Linked DNA regions of Homo sapiens: region 1 is linked to region 2. A link is a loop called in an ENCODE intact Hi-C map of the cell type or tissue named here. Cell type or tissue: A673. All regions are shown on one strand. Links, peaks and the distances in the headings refer to the core of each region. The heading gives the core; the rest is flanking DNA.

What was found. Hi-C counts contacts between places; a loop is a spot of excess contacts. Peaks named below come from ENCODE experiments on the same cell type or tissue, not always from the same donor. Only the 100,000 strongest peaks of a DNase experiment are listed, where the experiment ranks them.
Region 1: it touches region 2 in a loop (4-fold over the local background); 3 of 110 quality-filtered maps call a loop at or near these places.

The regions. Positions count from the first base shown.
Region 1 is chr5:155,259,463-155,262,285 of GRCh38, forward strand. No RefSeq gene overlaps it. Among named protein-coding and RNA genes, the nearest start is that of KIF4B, 250 kb to the left of the region's middle. In A673, for the core only: a CTCF peak has its summit at 1,573; a DNase peak (open chromatin) is centred at 1,499.
Region 2 is chr5:154,971,480-154,974,302 of GRCh38, forward strand. No RefSeq gene overlaps it. Among named protein-coding and RNA genes, the nearest start is that of MRPL22, 32 kb to the left of the region's middle. In A673, for the core only: a CTCF peak has its summit at 1,197 (motif pointing right); a DNase peak (open chromatin) is centred at 1,212; H3K27ac peaks cover 2,148 bases.

The DNA.
Region 1 (2,823 bases), core at 73-2,572, 290 kb after region 2:
AGTCAGGACAGTCCTTAATCTTAGGTAAATGACTTCTCTAGTTTTGGAACGACGTAGCTCAGTCTGTTGCCTAAATGCACCTGACAACAATAATCTAAGCATACCCTTAGAGTCACCCTGTATTCAGATGCACCTGAATGTGTGCTCGGAGCTAGGGATTCTGGGAATGGCCAACCTGGAGATTCGTTCCTTATGTATGATAAACATCTGAGCTCCCAGCCCATCTTGTGGAACACGGGCTGTACAGGGGATTGAGGCCCTGGGTTTTGGGTTACATGAAGGTTGCCAGGTGAAGGTCGTTAAGGGGATGGTGTTAAGTGAAAATGCTGTATATAAACTTCATGCTGTTTGCAGGCAGTTGTGGTTTTCCTGCCTAACCCACTGCCATTGGGCCCTGTGGTTATGTTGTCTAGCCTTCCACCATTGGACTGTTATGTAAGGCGGATATCTTGTCCAAGCCACCACCCCTAGACTGTTTCTGTACGGAAGGCAGTTCTCCTACCCAGCCTGCAACTACTGGACTCTTTCCCCCGTATGGAAGCCCCCAGTAAAACCCCATGTCTCATTTGCTGGCTCCAGGTCTCTTCTTTGGCCACTTGAGCATGGTGCCTTCCCTATTGAGGTTAATAGGAGTTCTGCATAGCACAGTCTTGGTGCTACTAATGTATAAAACATTCTATATGGTGTTGGGAACTTGGGTAAGTCATTTAACCACTCAACATGTCAGTTCCCCGTCTGTAAAACTGGGATTAAAAATACCAGTCCTTTAGGGGTACTATGAGGATAAAATAAGTTAGTATATTCATCTCTAGCCTAGCGAAAGTTTGATTTTGGGAGCTGGGGGCTGGAGGGTTTAAAACAGTTTGTACCCATTTTAAAGTTTATAAGCCATTGTGTTTGTGTGTGTGTATGTGTGTGTGCCTGTGCATATGCAACAGTGTGTCAATCAGGGACCAATCAGGAGGCAGCAGTCATATGGTAACTTGAGTGAGGAGACTTTAATATAAAGAATTAACTATTACAGCGGTTAAAGTCATGAGGGATTGACTAGTAAGAAGAAAAGAGAGCTCTAAAGAAGATAGGAATATCAGATATAAGGTGCAGCCAGCCACTACCCATAAAACTGAGACAGAGCATCACAGGAAGAGACCCTCTAGGCTGAGACCTAGTGATTGTTGGAGAGGACAGTGCTGTGACTTACTGAATGGCAGAGATGTTGGGGTGCTGCACTGGTGTAACTTGCTAGAATCTGCCCTTTGGAGCTTGTAGGCAATGCGTCCTAAGGTGCTAAGGAAAACTGTCACAGAGAAGTGTCTCCCTACTCTGCTATAGTAGAGGACTCTACTATAAACTTCCCAAGTGCTACTAACTACTATGCACTTCATAAGCTTGGTGCTCAGGAAGCTGCCTGCACTGCGGGAGCTGGATGCTGAGAGAAGCCGTGCATGCTGCAGAAGCCAGACATTGAAGAAGCTGCTTGCACAGCAGGAACTGGGCATGGGAAGCCACCTGTGCTGCAGAAGCCTGCCCTCAATGGAGAAAAACCCTTCCAGCTCAAATGTCTCTTCAGCACCCTCCATGGACAACATGTAGCATTACGCCAGCTGGTGAAATGAGTTATTTAAAGGACTAAAACTCATTTGTACAGAGCAGGCAATGCTGGGTGATTTTGGATTGGAAAGGCAATACATTGATAGCTGGTAGAGATGGTGAAGAAACAAATTCTTAATTCTGAGTATTTCTCACCATGTTCAGTTTTCTGCTCCCCTGGTGTGAGACCGCTAAATAATCCACAATAATAGCTAATACTCGGCATCACCTATGAAATACTTCCATTTCCCCCTGATGTTTAGGCTTACAGTTTTAAGTGATGTCTTCCCTTTGTAAGGTGATTTGCACTGAAGACTATTTGTGTAATCTGTCATGAGAATGAGCTCCAATAGTAATAGAATGTGGTTGTTGCCATAATTAACAAATTGACTACTCCAGGGAAAGAGAATACACACACACACACACACACACACACACACACACACACATATTTGCTGTTTTATTTAATCAGAGAGGACATTCTTTTAGAATGGACCTTGTTGGAGGAACAAATAGGGAACTTTTAGCCCAAATGTATTCCTGCAATCTCACAGTAGCTTTTTTCTTTGTATTACATAGAGGTAGGGTCTTGCCATGTTGGTCTACAATCTCCTGGCCCTAACTATCCTCCTGCCTTGGCCTCCCAAATGCAAGGATTACAGGTGTGAGCCACCACACCTGGCCTAATGGTAGCCTTTTAACCTAATATATCCCTTCTTTGTTTTGCTTAGTTCTGAATGAATTAAAGGCATTAGATAAGAATTAGATGCAAATTACATTTATTCTTTGTACAATGTGGAGCCAGTGAGGATTTTGAACAGAACTGTGATGTGATTGAAGAAGTTCTGTAGGAACATCTGCATGATATCCGGCTCATAGGAAATGCTTAATAAATGCTGGCTACTTGGACTGTTGCTGGTGTGGATCTCCTCTGTGTCATCTGAGTGATGAGCGGTCACCCTCTGAGAGAGATCACAAAGGGCCCAGGCAGAAATAACCAGATGCAAAACCAGCCTATTTTTTTGTGGCATCAACTAAATAGGACTAGATAGAAGAAAGGAGGGTGGTTTGGATTCCTCAGCCTAGGCTCTTCCTTAAGCATCTAGAGCTCATTTAAGAGTCTAATTAGACCAGAAAGGCCTTGTCTATTGACCCAGGAGTAAAGGTAGGAAGAAAGGGCATGATTAATTTAATGCCTGGAAATCAGGGGGAGAGATAGAAAAATGCCAAACA
Region 2 (2,823 bases), core at 89-2,588:
GGACGTGACCTATGAATTCAATCAAATACAAATGAAAAAATTCAATGTGGGAAAAGGGCATACAGAGAAGATTGAGAATCCTATGTAGTTAAAAAAAAAAAAAAAAGAATCCTTTGTAGGAATGTGCTGTATCGTAGCCAACCTGGAAGTACATTTCTCAGAATCCTCTTCTCTGTAGGGTTGTGGGTTAGAATTGGCTGAAAGATGAGTAAGATCTGGGAGTTGGAAGTGATGCTCTCACAATCATTTTGGCATCCTGACACCTATTGTAGTGGTAACTCAGTCGGAGACACCATGCTAAAGCAGCAAGCATCCCATTCCATCATCTTGTAAGACTAATGTAAGCAAAAATAAATTATTAAAAGAGTATTGGATCACTCAAATAATTTCTAAGTGGCCCAAGAACTAGATTTTAAAGCTACATAGCCAGGAACAATGCAATCAGATGACATAGGAAGAAAACCATACCTCCTTACAATAGGGCTGTTCTAGTGGAAAGACTAGGATTCCATCATAGCTGCTCCTAAAGGGCCAGATGCCTGTGTACTGTCTGGGTATAATAGAATCTGTAATCTCCTACTCTGTGACCACCTCCTCACATTGTTCTCTTCCATCTCTGAATCAGTGTGGGCATAAATGACTGGCATATATTATATGAATGAACCTTAGTTGTAAGTACAGAAATGTACTTTTTAGTTTTCTGGTTTCTAAAGCATGCCAATGTCCTCCAGTCAGAGACCACCACAAATACAACTCTAGTTGAACAAGTTGGGTTTATTACTTGTTGCAGCGAGGGAAAACACACCATGGGGAGCTATGGGGTGTCTCAATAAGAGGTGTTAGAACCTATTATAGGATTTGGGCATTGGTTGGGTGATTTGTGGAGGGGCTAAGAAAGCAGGTATTTTTTTCTAAATTGGATGCTGTTAGAAAGCAGGTGCAATTATATGATTATCTCAAGTTTTATCAAGGAGGGTAAATGAGTGAAAAAAAGGGGTAAGTGGTAAAGAGTTAACAGTTACTCATTTTGGCCACAAGAGAGGAATGTTTGGTATTTTGTGAGGGGCACAGTGAACTTATTTTTTTCTGAGCTTCAGCAAAATGATGGTGTGGACTCGCCTTATTTCATTGAATCATGATCCCAGAGTAACTTTGTCTGGCTTTGATATTCTGTGACATGGTTTATGTCCAACAGAGGGCAGCATGGCCTAGCTGTGAGTGCCTGGCCAGCTTCTGAATGTCAAGGGCTGCTCTTTTCTTTTCTTTCTCAAATGCAAGAGAAGGGAATTGTTGAATAAGCTGATTTATTGTTTTTGCCACAGGTATCACCATACTTAAAGTGAAGCTCTGGTGTTTCCTGCTAAGTTCAGGTATAAGACAAGTATGCCGACTATCCATGATCATTTAATATTTTCTGAAAGTTTAGCCAAAACAGTAAAACAAATGAAATAAGAGAAAAATCTTTGGAAAGGAGGAGGCAAATTATTATTTACATATAATTGCCTATCTAGCAATCTAATAAAGTAAACAGAAAAAATATTTGAAGTAAGTAGAGTTCAATAAGGCAGTTGGTTACAAAATCAATATGCCATACACACACACACACACACACACACACACACACACACACACACACACACACACTTATTTAAGAGACAGGGGTCTCACTGTTTCTGTTGCCCAGGCTCAAGCTCTGGGGCTCAAACCCTTCACCTCAGCTTCCCAAGTAGCTAGGACTACAGGCACATGCCACTGTGCCCAGCTAAAGCTTATCTTTCAAAATCAACAACTCAAAAGAAAAGATAATTTTTAAAAAGTATTAAAAATAGAAACTAAAATATAAAATATCTAGGAACAAACTTACATAAGTAGGCAGGACCCATAGAAATAGAACTGTAAAACTTTATTGAGGGATTTGAAAGAAGACTGGAATAAATGATAGGGCATACCCATTCTTGAATGGCATAACTCAAGAATTCAACCACTTCAATTCTAATAAAAATGTCAAAAGCATTTTTTTAACTAGAGAATATAATTCTAAAGTCACCTGGGAAGCTTAATAAAGGGATGAAGAAATTTTGGAAGATTGAGGGGTGACTTACATTGCTAGGAAGAAAGGTTTATTATTAAAGCAGCATGATTCTTATGTAGCCTCCCAGACAGGCTCAAGTATATAGATTTGATATAGGATAAAGGTGGAATTGAAATATACTTACACTTCTGCTTAGGATATAGCTGCAAAGCTCATCACTCTCACCCTAACAATGAAAATGACAGGTAAATGACAAAATCATTACTTTTGTTGAGCCCGTAAGAAAGAATAGCTTCTGAGGCAACCAAGTAAGCTAATTCAAAAGAGAGACAAGTTCCTCCAAGGAGAGATGAGCTATGCAAACTGTCTTAACTGTCAGAGCACAAAAAGAGGGGCCACCACTTTTTAAGTGGATTAGAAATCAGGGAAATTGTTACATGCTGTCAAAATCCATGTGTGGATTAGTGGGCATTTGTTTTATTATTGTTCATGACACTGTGCTGCCTTCTGTGTATATGATGTATTTTAAAGTAGGGAAAAAGTAAATTTGGGGTCCAAATGTAATTTCCTGCATTTTTACACACAGGGGAATTTAGCCACAGAGAGGCTGGGTCCATTGGTGAAGATCAATTACTCCCATTTCCCAGTTCAATTTTCCATTCCCTATCCAATGCTCTGGCATCTAAAGCAGCCACATGATTTAGCATAAGTTAATAGACTCTGAACTTTTAAAATCAAGGCCAGTTTAAAAGAACTTAAGTTGCAGATATGAGATGTTTAATAAAAAATGA